Regions from separate parts of the Homo sapiens genome. Here regions 2 and 3 are each linked to region 1. A link is a loop called in an ENCODE intact Hi-C map of the cell type or tissue named here. Cell type or tissue: GM12878. All regions are shown on one strand. Links, peaks and the distances in the headings refer to the core of each region. The heading gives the core; the rest is flanking DNA.

The links. Hi-C counts contacts between places; a loop is a spot of excess contacts. Peaks named below come from ENCODE experiments on the same cell type or tissue, not always from the same donor. Only the 100,000 strongest peaks of a DNase experiment are listed, where the experiment ranks them.
Region 2: a loop joins it to region 1, with 4 times the contacts of the local background. A loop is called at or near these places in 65 of 110 quality-filtered maps.
Region 3: it touches region 1 in a loop (15-fold over the local background); 62 of 110 quality-filtered maps call a loop at or near these places.

Annotation. Positions count from the first base shown.
Region 1 is chr12:14,234,578-14,243,194 of GRCh38, reverse strand. It overlaps the pseudogene MRPS18CP4. Among named protein-coding and RNA genes, the nearest start is that of ATF7IP, 130 kb to the left of the region's middle. RefSeq lists enhancers at 3,797-3,876, 3,031-3,970. In GM12878, for the core only: CTCF peaks have their summits at 3,551 and 4,819 (motif pointing left); a DNase peak (open chromatin) is centred at 3,504; H3K4me3 peaks cover 725 bases; H3K27ac peaks cover 1,198 bases.
Region 2 is chr12:14,612,702-14,615,201 of GRCh38, reverse strand. GUCY2C (guanylate cyclase 2C) reads left to right here. Exons shown (of 27, transcript NM_004963.4): 26 at 259-335; 27 at 1,911-2,500. The coding sequence ends at 2,085. PLBD1-AS1 (PLBD1 antisense RNA 1) reads right to left here. Exons shown (of 6, transcript NR_120465.1): 3 at 2,276-2,323; 4 at 632-680. Among named protein-coding and RNA genes, the nearest start is that of PLBD1, 46 kb to the right of the region's middle. RefSeq lists a silencer at 302-351 and enhancers at 884-1,133, 1,154-1,253, 1,264-1,313. In GM12878, for the core only: no CTCF peak of the experiment used is centred there; DNase peaks (open chromatin) are centred at 201 and 1,271; H3K4me3 peaks cover 303 bases; H3K27ac peaks cover 2,366 bases.
Region 3 is chr12:14,663,353-14,665,852 of GRCh38, reverse strand. All of the region lies in intron 10 of GUCY2C (guanylate cyclase 2C), which reads left to right. GUCY2C-AS1 (GUCY2C antisense RNA 1) reads right to left here and starts at 217. Exons shown (of 6, transcript NR_186173.1): 1 at 156-217. In GM12878, for the core only: a CTCF peak has its summit at 1,227 (motif pointing right); a DNase peak (open chromatin) is centred at 1,225.

The DNA.
Region 1 (8,617 bases), core at 3,295-5,794:
GATTTGCTTGAACCCGGGAGGCAGAGGTTGCAGTGAGCCAAAATCACGCCACTGCACTCCAGCCTGGCGACAGAGCAAGACCCTGTCTTAAAAAAAAAAAAAAAAAAAAAAAAAGATTACCCAATTTAGGACTTATTGTAGGAATTCAAGGATAGTTCAATATCAGGAAAACTCTCAGTATAATTAGTTATATTAGCAAGTTTTTTTTTGTTTGTTTTGTTTTTTTTTTTGAGACGGAGTGTCACACTCTCGCCCAGGCTGGAGTGCAGTGGTGTGATCTTGGCTCACTGCAAGCTCTGCCTCCTGAGTTCACACCATTCTCCTGCCTCAGCCTCTGGAGCAGCTGGGACTACAGGCACCTGCCGTCATGCCCAGCTAATTTTTTGTATTTTTAGTAGAGATGGGGTTTCACCGTGTTAGCCAGGATAGTCTCAATCTCCTGACCTCGTGATCTGCCCGCCTCGGCCTCCTAAAGTGCTGGGATTACAGGCGTGAGCTACTGTGCCTGGCCTATATTATCAAGTTTTAAATAATCTAAGTAGATTTTGAAAAGATAGTTGATAAATTTCAACAGCCATTTCTAATAAAACTCTAAAGTCAATGAAACAATTGATATATTTGACTATATTAAAATTAAAAACTTCTGACTGGAGCAGTGGCTCACTCCTATAATCCTAGCACTTTGGGAGGCCAAGGTGGAAGGATTGCTTGAAGTTTGATACCAGCCTGGGCAACTAAGCAAGACCCCATCTCTACAAAAACAAAACAGAAAAATTTGCTGGGTGTGGTGGCGCATACCTGTAGTCCCAGCTACTTGGGAGGCAGAGGCAAGAGAATTGGTTGAGACCAGGAGACAGAGGCTGCAGTGAGCTATGATCATACAATTGCACTCCAGCCAGTGTGACAGTGAGACCCTGTCTTAAAAAATAAAACAAAATAAAAACTTATTTTCATGAAAAGATACCACATACAAAATGAAAATGTAATCTGTAGACTGAGAGAAAATGTTTGCAATATTTGTATTTTCACAGAATTTTTTTTTTTTTTTTTTTGAGATGGAATCTTGCTCTGCTTCCTAGGCTGGAGTGCAATGGCACCATCTCAGCTCACTGTAACCTCTGCCTCCTGGGTTCAAGCAATTCTCTGCCTCAGCCTCCTGAGTAGCTGGGATTATAGGCACCTGCCACCATGCCTGGCTAATTTTTTTGTATTTTTAGTAGAGATGGGGTTTCACCATCTTAGCCAGGCTGGTCTTGAACTCCTGACCCTGTGACCCTCCTGCCTCAGCCTCCCAAAGTGCTGAGATTACAGGTGTGAGCCACCACACCAGGCCAGAAGTTTTTTTTTTTTTTTTTTTTTTGAGACTGGGTCCTACTCTGTTACCCAGGCTGGAGTGCATTGACATGATCATGGCTTACTGCAGCCTTGACCTCTCAGGTTCAGGTGATCCTCCCACCTCAGCCTCCTGAGTTGCTAGGACCACAGGTGTGCACCACACTCAGCTAATTTTTATTTTTTATTTTTTTATTTATAAAATATATTAATTAAAAAAAAACAGAGATAGGGTCTTGCTATGTTGCCCAGGCTGGTCTTGGTTTCCTGGGCTCAAGCAGTCCTCTCATCTCAGCCTTACAAAGTGCTAGGATTACAAGTGTGAGCCACCGTACCTGGCCTAGTCAGAAGATTTAAATAACTTTTTTTTTTTTTTTTTGAGATGGAGTCTCACTCTGTTGCCCAGGCTGGAGTGCAGTGGCACTATCTCGGCTCACTGAAATCTCTGCCTCCCGGGTTCAAGCGATTCTCCTGCCTCAGCCTCCTGAGTAGCTGATATGACAGGCATGTGCCACCACACCCAGCTAATTTTGTATTTTTAGTAGAGACAGGGTTTCACCATGTTGGCCAGGCTGGTCTCGAACTCCCAACCTCAGGTGATCCGCCTGCCTCGTCCTCCCAACATGCTGGGTTTACAGCCATGAGCCACCATGCCCAGTGCTTTGTTTCTTAAGTTGTGTGGTCGGAAAAAGGTTATTCTTTATTTTTCCTCTCTAGCTTCAAGGTCCTCTTATCTGTTTTGTGTCCCAGGAGGCAGAGGCTGACCTACATGACCTGCACCAATGAGCTTCCTTGCTCTCTGGCTTCCAATTGGGTCCAGCTAGTAGGGATCGTAAGGAGATGGGGAGGGGTAGAAGAGTAAAGCTGGGCTATCATCCTCATGTTTCTCTTTCGTTCAGGGTTTTCTTATTTACTTAAATAGTCTATGTGAACATGGAGAAAATATGGCAGACACAAATCCAGTTCTTGACACGGGTGTGGTAAGAGTTGGGGGTGGGGTAGAGGTGCTGATATGAGTGCAAGGGAAGGAAAGAAGAAAGAGAAAGCCAAACCCAGAAGGAAAAATAAAAGGATGTAAGGGTCAGATCCGGGCATTTTATGAAAGCTCTCTAGTGAATTCTGTTTTTCATCTAGACAGAATCAGCCAATGCAAACTCTTTGAGGCAGAAGGAGGCCAGCATGGCTGGGCTGGGTGACTGAGGGGCAGGATGGTAGGAGTAGAGGTGAGAGGTGGGGTGGGGACACTGTAGGAAACAGGATTTGGCTCTTACTCTGATGTCTGGACTAACAGCGTTTTGCTAATCTCATCCATAAATTCTCTTATCACTTGGGAGGAGATTTGTCAAACTCTCCCCTCCCCTTCACCGCCACCCTTATGGGGTTAGTCTCACTGTGCCTGGGGCTAAGGAGTGGGGCATTTCTAACCCTCGGCATCTGCGCAAAGGGCTGATGGGTAGTTTCCAAGTCAGAACTGGAAGAACAAGTCAAATCTGGGTTGCCAGTCAGGTGGGATAAATAAAGAATGGGAGCCAAGGTAGGGAGTCAAATGCAGGGCTTTAAGGAACCACGCCAGACAGGAGGGAGGGGCAGCGGTGCAGGCCAGCGGGAGGGAGGGATTCAGGAAGTGAGGCGCAGACATGGCAGTTTAATTTATCTTCATCACAAATCTTGAAATCACTGGAGCAGCTACTTGCCCTCTTACAATCTAGACATCAATCTAGAGTTTCAATTTCCTCTTACCAGTCTTCTATTTTTTCATTTGTAAGATATTCCCCTTGATAAAGAAAAGAGAAGTGAAATTGTTAAAATACCAATTTTCTTTGTTTGTCAGCGTCGCCATCTCAGTCCATTCTCTTCCCACAGCCACAGCAATCTTTCTAGTAAGCAAAGCTGATTGTGTCTGGCTCTCTCTCACATTTACAATAAAATCTAAACTTTTCTCTCTTTTTTTCTCTTTTTTTTGGGGGGTGTCAATAAACCTTCCCTAATTTTATCCCCGCCCCCTTTTAGAAAACGTTCCTGGATCATCGCTGCATTTTTGCTATTCCTTTCTGTAACCTTGCCATTCAAAGAGATGCCATTTGCGGTTACAGCAGTTTTTCAACAGTGGCAGTATTTGAGGTCAGATAATTCATTTGTCGTGGTTGGCTGTCTGTGCACTGTGGGACGTTTAGCTGCATCCCTGACCTTTACCCACTAGCTGCCAGTAGCACTCCTCCAGTGGTGACAAGCAAAAATGTTACCAGACATTTCGAAATCTCCCCCGGGAGCGATATTGCCTCTGGTTAACCATTGGGATAGGGTGTGCTGTTTCATGTCTACCCTCCCCTACGCCTGCTCCTCTTTCTGCAGGCAGTGGCCTTCTCCCTGTGGTTATCCTGGCAAACGCAGGCTCATCTCTCAAAATCTCTGCTCCGTGCTCCCTCCCTGGTGAAGCCTTCCCCGTCTGTCAAGGTGGAGTTAGGCAAGTTGGCCCTCCCATTTAGATGGCACCTTGCTATTAGAGTCAGATCGAATTGTAATTCAATGGAGTTGTCTGTTTCCATCTCAGGCTGAGGGTTTAGAAGGTCAGATTGTTTTTTAGTATTTTGTCTCCTGTACCCAGTTAAGTACCTGGGCCAGAATATTGACATCTAGGTGTATCTTTAACAATTTATGTTTCAATGTTGGAAATGATTAAAACAGTTTAGAAATAACATTTAAAGGCAGATTAATTTTTTTTGCCTCATAACTGATATGATGTCTGTGATATCTAGATTTTAATAAGCCACCACATCTCACATATGATATTTTGTATATGATTTGTGAATAGTTGCCTCTAGTTATTAAACTTGTTTTTGTCAGGTCGGGCCACACAGTCCCACGCCTGTAGTCCCAGCACTTTGGGAGGCCGAGGTGGGAGGATCTCCTGAGCTTAGGAGTTTGAGATCAGCCTAGGCAACATGGTGAAACCCCATCCCTACAAAAAAATATAGAAATTAGCCAAGGGTGATGGTGCATGCCTGGAATCTTACCCCAGAGGCTGAGGCAGGAGGATCACTTGAGCCCCAGAGACGGAGGCTGCAGTGAGCCAAGATAGCACCGCTGCACTGCAGCCTGGGTGACAGAGCGAGACCCAGGTCTCAAAAGAAAATAAAAGAAAAAAGAAACAAATAACAAACTAAGACACAAACACACTCATTATCCTAGGCCTCATTAGGCGATAGAAATTTTTCAGCCCCGTTGTAATCTGTTGTATTTTCAGTCCGAATATCTACTGAACTGTCATGTGTCATGTGAGTGTACTCTTGAATAACCACCTGCATAAAGCCACGCTATTATTTGACAATAATTTAGTATTTCTGCATTTTTAGTTATTTAGGACCAACTATACTTTAAAACGTTATTCCATTTGGGAAGCTCATTATCTATCAATAATAATTGTGAAAAATATTTTTAACATTTGATTTTTAAATACCTTACCAATGCTGCCATCTCCTGGATGCTTTTAAGCACTGTAACAATCAAGGAAGCTTACAGTTCTTAATAGTGGTTTCCAAAAATAACATGATATATGCCTATCAAAAGCTTTTATTTTTTGCCCCGTTCTTTTTCTTTTTATTTTTTTGGTTAGTTTGCAGAAGGCCTGTATACATTTTTACTATTTGCTCCATAAAATAGTTGACTATCTACCTACCTTTCTAACCTCCCACCGCTGGAGACAGAATGGTGTAGTAGTACTGTAGTGTAAAGTGATTATGCTACTTTTATTTTGCCTCTCTAGACCAATATCCACCCTTCTCTACTCTGCTTTGTGTCCTAGGAGGCAGAGACTGACCTATATGGAATGCATCAAGAAGCTATCTTGACTTTTAGCTTCAAATTGGGTCTGGGCAATGGGAAGCACTCAAAGGAAATTAAAGAGAAAGAAGAGCGTAGAGCTGGAGAGTTTATCCCCCCCAGCTCCCTTCTTATGAGGTCCCAGGGCTCTGTCCCTTCAATGAAGGTCATATCCCCAACAAGAGCCCTTACCAAAATAGTTCACTCTATGTTAGGGAAATAGTATTTACATCCTTTCTATATCTTTCAGGCCTAAAGATGATAACAGTACCTAAATGTTGTGAAACCCAGAGCACTTTGCTGTCCCCTGGGGTTATCCTACATTCTGTCCATACCTTTTAGATGCTCCTTTTATTAAATAGCTCCTTAAATTACCTAGCTTGAATATATTTCATTTCGTCCCGACCAAAACAATGAGAATAATGATAGCACTTAACTCAGGCTTGTTACAAGTGTTAAGTAAGTTAAAACGTGATTAATGTTTAAACCATGTCTAAGAAAAGAGATAAAAATGAAAGCAATAGGAAAGAAAATGATAGTGATAGGAGACAAAGATGATCCAATACTAGGATAATTGCTATTTGTTTAGTGGTTAGAAGTTCCCCCAAATCAAATATTTCTATTGAAATTGTCTTTAAATAAACAATTCAGAGATAAAAAAGAGAAAAACTTTTGTTTTAACTGTAAAATAAGTTTATTGGTGGTAACCTTATATAATTTTATTCCTGATAATTGATGTTACAAACTTTGGGGTCTTTGAGGTATGCAGTATCCTTGTATGTAACTTGCATAAACCCCATTATTTGAGCTCTCTTAATTGCTTTTGTGATTTCTTTCCGTGTCTTCCCACAAAGACCTGTTACGTGCCTTCCATAAATGCATCCAGTAAATGGAGAAATAAAATGAGACAAAAGCGGTACATTCTTATAATTTACATGCTTTCCACATGATATCTATGTTAAGCGTGTCTATATAAGAGACCACCTGAGCAGGCTTAGTGTCAGCAACAAGGCTGTTTATTCACTTGGGTGCAAGTGGGCTGAGTCCGAGAAAGGAGTCAGTGAAGGGTGGTGGGATTATCACTGGTTCTTATAGGTTTGGGATAGGCGGTGGAGTTAGGAGCAATTTTTTTTTGTGGGCAGGGGATGGATGTTACAAAGTACATTCTTAAGGGTGGGGAGGATGTTACAAAGTACATTCACAAGGGCAGGGAGGAGGTATTGTCACAAGGAGGGGGTGGGGATGTTACAAAGTACATTTACAAGGGCAGGGAGGGTGTATTGTCACAAGGCAGGGAGGAATGTTATAAAGTACATTCACAAGGATGGGGAATATCACAAAGTACATTATCACAAGGACAGGGGAATGTCACGATGGCTTGATCATGGTGTGGCCAGCTCAGAGGACCTTACATTCCTGTCTTTTTATGTTAATAATGAAGAACTAAAACGAGAAAGAGTAGTGAAAACTTGAGGCGAAAATTTTGGGGGTGGTCTGGAGGGGTGATGGGCAACGTTTCTCAGGGCTGCTTCGAGCGGGATTAGGGGTGGTGCGGGAACCTAAAGTGGGAGAGATTAGACTGAAGTAAGATTTTGGGGTAAGGGGTGATATTGTCAGGTTGTTAAAAGCAGCATTTGCCATATAGAGTGATTAGTGATAGCCTGGATGCGGTTTCGTAGGAATTGAGAGATTAACCGGAAGACACGAGGCCCGAATAAGAGAAGGAGGAAGATAGGTATTAGAGGACTAACAATTGGAAGAAGCAGGATACCCAGTTTTTAGAGAGTGGCCAGGTGGGTCCAGGATAATTAGTTGCCTGATTAGCACGTTTTTGAGCTCTGTCTTTGAGTTTTTTGATGTTATCATATACCAGGCCAGATTGATTTAAGTAAAAACAACACTCTTCATTAAGAAATATACAGAGTCCTCCTTTTTCAGCAGTGAGTAAATCGAGGCCTTGGTGGTTCTGGAGGACAGCTGCAGCTAAAGAGTCAACCTGGGCTTGGAGGACAGATAAAGTTTGTGATATATCTGTAATGCTAGCAGAGAAGTCATTAGAGAGGCTGCAGAATGTTGCGGCAGCGGTTGAGATGCCTGCTATTCCAGTTTCAAGTGCAATAGTGGAGGCAGAAAGTCCTAGACCCACAAGTAAAGGGATTAGTGGGATGACTCTTTTTTGTTGTGTTGGTGTCATGAGGGGGACAGGCAGTTGATCGTTCCCATCTGCAAACTGGATTTTGGGGGTAAGGAAGACTAGAGTACATGTGCCTGTCCAGTTGGCAGGTAGGCACATGTAGGTGGAAGAGCCACATAAAAAGAAGAGACCTTGTGTCAGGCAGAACTGGAAATGTAAAGTGAAAAGGTGAGAGGGTGTACTGAAAGAGGAGACCTGTGCCCAGAATCCCAGCAAGGGCAGCAGCCATTAGAGGTTGTAATGGGAATTGATGGTGCAACTGCATGGAGGCAGAGGTTCGGTTCTCATGGTGTATGAGAAAGCACATAGTGTCTACGAGTAACCTTTCACTGTTATTCATGGGGCTGGGTATAAGCAAGCAAGAGGAGGGGCTAGGAGGAGAGTCAGATGAGCAGGGGGAGGGTAGCCAAGGCTGGAGTGAGATGCAGGGTAGGTGTCTTCCTAAACAATAGTGACTGCCAATGTTTTTTAGTTTGTCAGTAATGATAGAGGCTTATCAGTAATGTGAAGTTGGAATGCTCCCATCTGTTTGGTAATGTGTGTGGCTGGGTTCTGGAGATAAAGAGTAAAGGAACATTTGGACGGTGGAAGGTTGTCTAAAGGGATTCCAGTAGGCTGTTGTCAGGAGATGCATAAAGGAATGGCAATAGGGATAGTTGTTTGTGTGGTTAGGGGTCCAAATATGGGGGCAAGGGTGGAATTGACATAAGGAGAAAGGTGCCATAAGTAGATGTTGAGAAGTGTGGCAGCTCGTTGGTGCGAAATGTCTGGGGAGTTCTCACCTAATCTGTCTAGAAAGTAAAGAAGTTCCTCAGATGGGTAAAGATGAGGGCTATTAAAGGAAGGTTGGAGGTGCAGGGAGACAGGAGAGGTAGCCCAGTTGGCCTGTAGAGCGGGGATGGCTGTATAAGAGCAGGAAGAAAGGGAAATGCATAGCCAACAATTCTTTGCTAGAGAAGGATTGGAGGCAGTGAGGAGAGAGTGGGTGAGATTGATAGTATGCTGGAGGTAACTAGGGAGAGGTAGAGAGTGACTGGAGAATGGGGGCAAGGATAAGAGTGAGTAGAAAAGTAAAAAAAGGACTTCATCAGGATAGAATTGGAGTGTACCTTGCCACTGAAGATCTTCTATCCACTCCAAGAGAGAGTTAAGGGTGGTGGTTTGAGGTAAAACCAGGAGATATCAGTTATGATGGTTTGGAGGAAAAGTGTAAACTGGCAGTGTAAACAAGGGCAGGGCATTTGCGAGTAGTTGAGAATGGTGAATAGGAGT
Region 2 (2,500 bases), core at 1-2,500, 380 kb before region 1:
GGAAAAAAAAGAAAACTCTACTTTGAGAAAAGGATGTCTGCTGAATGAGAAACTTATTTTTAAAAAGGCACTTGGAAATAAAAATCTGTCTAGAGATAATGCAAATCATAACAGGAATGTGTGATGTGCTTAAATATTGGCACTGATGAGAAATGCGGAAGTGAAACATGTCACAGAAACAGATCATTATGGAAACAGTGGTCTACAACTGAACTGACTCCTTGGACTCCGTGGTACGTAACTCTTTTGTCTTACCAGGGAAGAGGAAATGAGACTACCTACTGGCTGACTGGGATGAAGGACCAGAAATTCAACCTGCCAACCCCTCCTACTGTGTAAGCTTCTGGGTGTGGCAGGGACAGGGAGGAAATTAGAGATCTTGGCTTTGTTAGTTACAGCCAATTTAAATTGGCAAATGCCTTACAAGTGGCATATATTGCATAAGAAGTAAGGGACTATACATGAGAAGGTTTAGAAACCTCCCTTCCTAGACTGCAAGAAGGGGATTATCCTGAAACCCTGCATTTTCCTGAGACCTCAATGAAACAGAAAAGTATTTAGCCTTGGCTTCCCTGTCTGGAACACAGACTTGCTTCCCTGAATCAGATGTGGGGGCTCAGTATAAAACTACCTTTTTTTTTTTCCACTGTGGATCCTTTATCCCAAGAGGGAGCTTCCACCTGGAAAAGAGGAAGAATGAACAGACTATTTAGAACTTGAGGAGATTTTGTTATTTCATTTATTTCATTTTATTTACTGGCTCTGTATTCATGATATTTTTAACTGTCAAAATTATGTTTTAAATGCCTTATCTGCATTAAAGTATACTTAACTTATAGTTTATGCAGAAAATATACTATATATTAGACAAGAATGAGTTAAAAGTTTCCTGAGTCTGGGTATGAGCTTCTACCTATTCTGTCCACTTTCTTAGACTGTACCAGTCATCATCTTGTTCTTGCTGAAAAACTGACTATATTGCCCTGCAATAAAGCATGGCAAAGCTAGCGTTGTGTTCCAGGCTTGCTCGGGAGAACAGAAGACACTTTAGAGTTCACTTCATGCATGTCTTGTTCTGACAAGAGTGGAGCATACTGGGGGCAAAGAGGCTCTCTGCATTCCACTCCTGTCTTCATCTTTCTGTTGAGTTGCCTGATGAAAACAGGACCTGCCCCAACCCCAAGACTGCGGTTCTGGGTCTTAACATGAAGTCTGTGTTCTCCCTGAGATGAGGAAGACAAAGTTTCAGGGTTAACTGACAGGTTTCACTTCTCCTAAAGGTGACTCAAGCTGTCACCCAGTTGCCTGTCAATACATGTTACTGCAGCCATATGGCCATTTCCTTGGCTTTTGCTATGGTTGAGAAACTCTGTCTTGCAGAGGCCTAGATGTCAGACCCAGAGAGATGGCAACCTTCTAGAAAAGCCAAAACAACCCAAATCTTCCCTGGGGCATGAGAAACCTGGCTCCTTACTTGGAGTGTTCCAGGTCCATTCTAAACTCGTGGTCCCCTCCACCATTCTAAGCCTTCCCCAAACAAGACTCACACTGTTAAGTATGTGTGGGACCAATGAGTTTTCAGGGTTGTGTGGCAGGGGCCTAGCATCCTCCCAGCTTCTTTTCCCCTTCCTGCAGTGGCATATGTAAACCTAGATCCTCCCAACCATGCCTCCAAATTCCAGCAGCATATTGTTTCACTTTGAAATTGAAGCCTAATTTCCTAGCAGAGATAACAGTTTTTTAAGCTCATCAAAGGCAGGGATCATTTTGTATTCTTTGGATTTCCTGTGTCTAGCACAGAATAGGCATTCAAAGAGTAACTGACTAACTGAACTGATTATTCTGGAGCTAAGGAATATTCTGTATGAATTGCTGAGAAGTTCTATTTTCTCTTCCCACTCTGTTTCCAGGGAGAATCAACAGCGTTTGCAAGCAGAATTTTCAGACATGATTGCCAACTCTTTACAGAAAAGACAGGCAGCAGGGATAAGAAGCCAAAAACCCAGACGGGTAGCCAGCTATAAAAAAGGCACTCTGGAATACTTGCAGCTGAATACCACAGACAAGGAGAGCACCTATTTTTAAACCTAAATGAGGTATAAGGACTCACACAAATTAAAATACAGCTGCACTGAGGCAGCGACCTCAAGTGTCCTGAAAGCTTACATTTTCCTGAGACCTCAATGAAGCAGAAATGTACTTAGGCTTGGCTGCCCTGTCTGGAACATGGACTTTCTTGCATGAATCAGATGTGTGTTCTCAGTGAAATAACTACCTTCCACTCTGGAACCTTATTCCAGCAGTTGTTCCAGGGAGCTTCTACCTGGAAAAGAAAAGAAATGAATAGACTATCTAGAACTTGAGAAGATTTTATTCTTATTTCATTTATTTTTTGTTTGTTTATTTTTATCGTTTTTGTTTACTGGCTTTCCTTCTGTATTCATAAGATTTTTTAAATTGTCATAATTATATTTTAAATACCCATCTTCATTAAAGTATA
Region 3 (2,500 bases), core at 1-2,500, 430 kb before region 1:
AATAGTATAGAAATACGATATGCATGACTGGAACTTGCATCTGTGTGTACACAGCTACTAAGTAACAAAACATTTCACCAAGAGATTACACCATCCCTGTTCTTTCATTTATTTAACAAAGATATTTATTTAATGCCAGACAATGTTCTGAGCACCTGGGAAATAGCAATGGACAATGCAGATTTGGTGCCCGTCCTCATCCAAGTCCTCAGCATCTGCTTCCTGTATCACAAAAATGACGTCAAACTGACTTCCTGCATTAGTCCTGCCCACTTCCATCCAACCCATCCTGCTATCAGAAAGAAAGCACAAGTCCAATCATGTCACTGCACTGTTGCTAACATGTCAATTGGCAACTCTGCTTTACCTACAGAATACAGTCCAAGTTACTTAATACAGCACAAAGTGCCCGTAATCTCCCTACTTATCTTTTACTCACCTATCCCTTCCCCATGCTCTCAGCTTCCTCCCTACTTCCTTAAAGCGTCATGCAAATTTATGCCGCTGTGTCCTTATTTATGCTACTCCCTCGGAATAGAATTTATCACTTCTCCATAGAGGTGGGAAACATCTACTCATCCTCAAGATTTAACCGGAATCTCAACTTTCCTTAGCTTTTTTTTTTTTTTTTTTTCCTGAGACGGAGCCTCGCAGTGTTGCCCGGCCTGGAGTGCAGTGGCCCAATCTCGGCTCACTGCAACTTCCGCCTCCCAGGTTCAAGAGATTCTCCTGCCTCAGCCTTCCAAGTAGCTGGAACTGATTACAGGCACCTGCCACCGCGGCCGGCTAATTTTTATGTTTTTAGTGGAGACGGGGTTTCACCATGTTGGCCAGGCTGGTCTCGAACTCCTGACCTCGTGATCCACCCGCCTTGGCTTCCCAAAGTGCTGGGATTACAGGTGTGAGACACCGCGCCCCCTCAGGGCTTATTCTTATTCATATTTCCTTGCCCCAACACAGTGCCTTGGAATGAATAAATGAATGAATGAATGAATGAATGAATGACAACATGAGATAACTGAATATATTTCTACTCTGGACTCCAGCACTCATCTATACTCTGTTAATTTCAGTCAATTTATTTCTCTTTTCTAAGTGTGAGTTTCTTCCCCTGTTAAATCAAGAAGTTTATCAGGTTCCTTCCAACCGTAATATCATATGACCTTGAGGTTATAAACTCTCATTCATTGTGAGATGAGTTAAATAGAATGTGATAACTACAGCAGCCACCAGAAGGCAGCAGAAGCTTAACCTTGGAATTTAGAACTTGATACTGCGTTTATCTAAAAGGCAAAACTGAAAAGCATGTTTAATTAAAAATGACTACATTTAAATAGTATATTTAAATACTATATATAAATATTATAATTATATCTAATACAGTGAGATGTTCATACTGTAGGAGGCAGAGAATTGAGGTGGGCTGAGGAGTCCCCATATTCCCTCCAGTTTATACTCTAGTCTAGGGGATGTGCAATTTTGATAGACCAGTGAGTGGGATTATCTACACTGTTGAAAATGTATTTCTTGTACTCACTTTCGTTTTCTGGGGTTTAGGGCGTGAGAATGGTGGGAGTGGCAATAGTGGTGATAGTGATGGAAGTGGTGATTGTAGTAACAAACAGAATTCACCAGTTAAATGTGCCCATAATGCAAGTTCAACTCCAAAGTATGAATTTATTTCTGCCCCGATGAGAGTAGAAATCCAAAGTTCACATTTTCACCATTGAAAATTTCCCATGAACACAAAACAAGGTAATAGAGGCAAAGTCACATGTCTGCAAAGCATAAACCCTTCAAATTCAGCCCTTATACAAAGGAGCTGTAGTGTTTACCCCAAGCTAAACCATCTACTTCAGAAGGACATAATATGATTAAACAAAAACAGTTTTAAAATACATATGACATGAGACCCCTAATGGCACAGGAGTCTTTCTATATGAATTTATTTATGTATTTTAATGTCCAAGCACCTTCTCCTTGCCTCTTCTCAGGCAATAAGATGACCAGGGCCAGGTTTTTCTTCTATTATTTTTTATTAGCCATTTTTATTGATACTTTACCAGGTCTTGTGCTGGGTGCCAAAGGTGTAAGGATGAACAGGAATGAATAAGTAGGACATGGACTGTGCCCCCAGGAGTTTAGATTATGGTGTCATGATAGAGAATACAGTGTGAAGGTTTAGGATTCTGCTTTCATAAAGAAGTCCTAAAACCTCATTTTCGGGGCACCTACATCAATTATATTTTAGCACAGAAAAATTCACACATGGCTGGGCACAGTGGCTCACGCCTGTAATCCCAGCACTTTGGGAGACCAAGGTGGGCTGATCACCTGAGGTCAGGAGTTCGAGACCAGCCTGGCCAACGTGATGAAACCCCACCTCTACTAAAAATACAAAAAATTAGCTGGACATGGTGGCGTGCGCCTGTAATCCCAGATACTTGGGAGGCTGAGGCAGGAGAATCTTTGAACCTGGAGGGTGGAGGTTGCGGTGAGC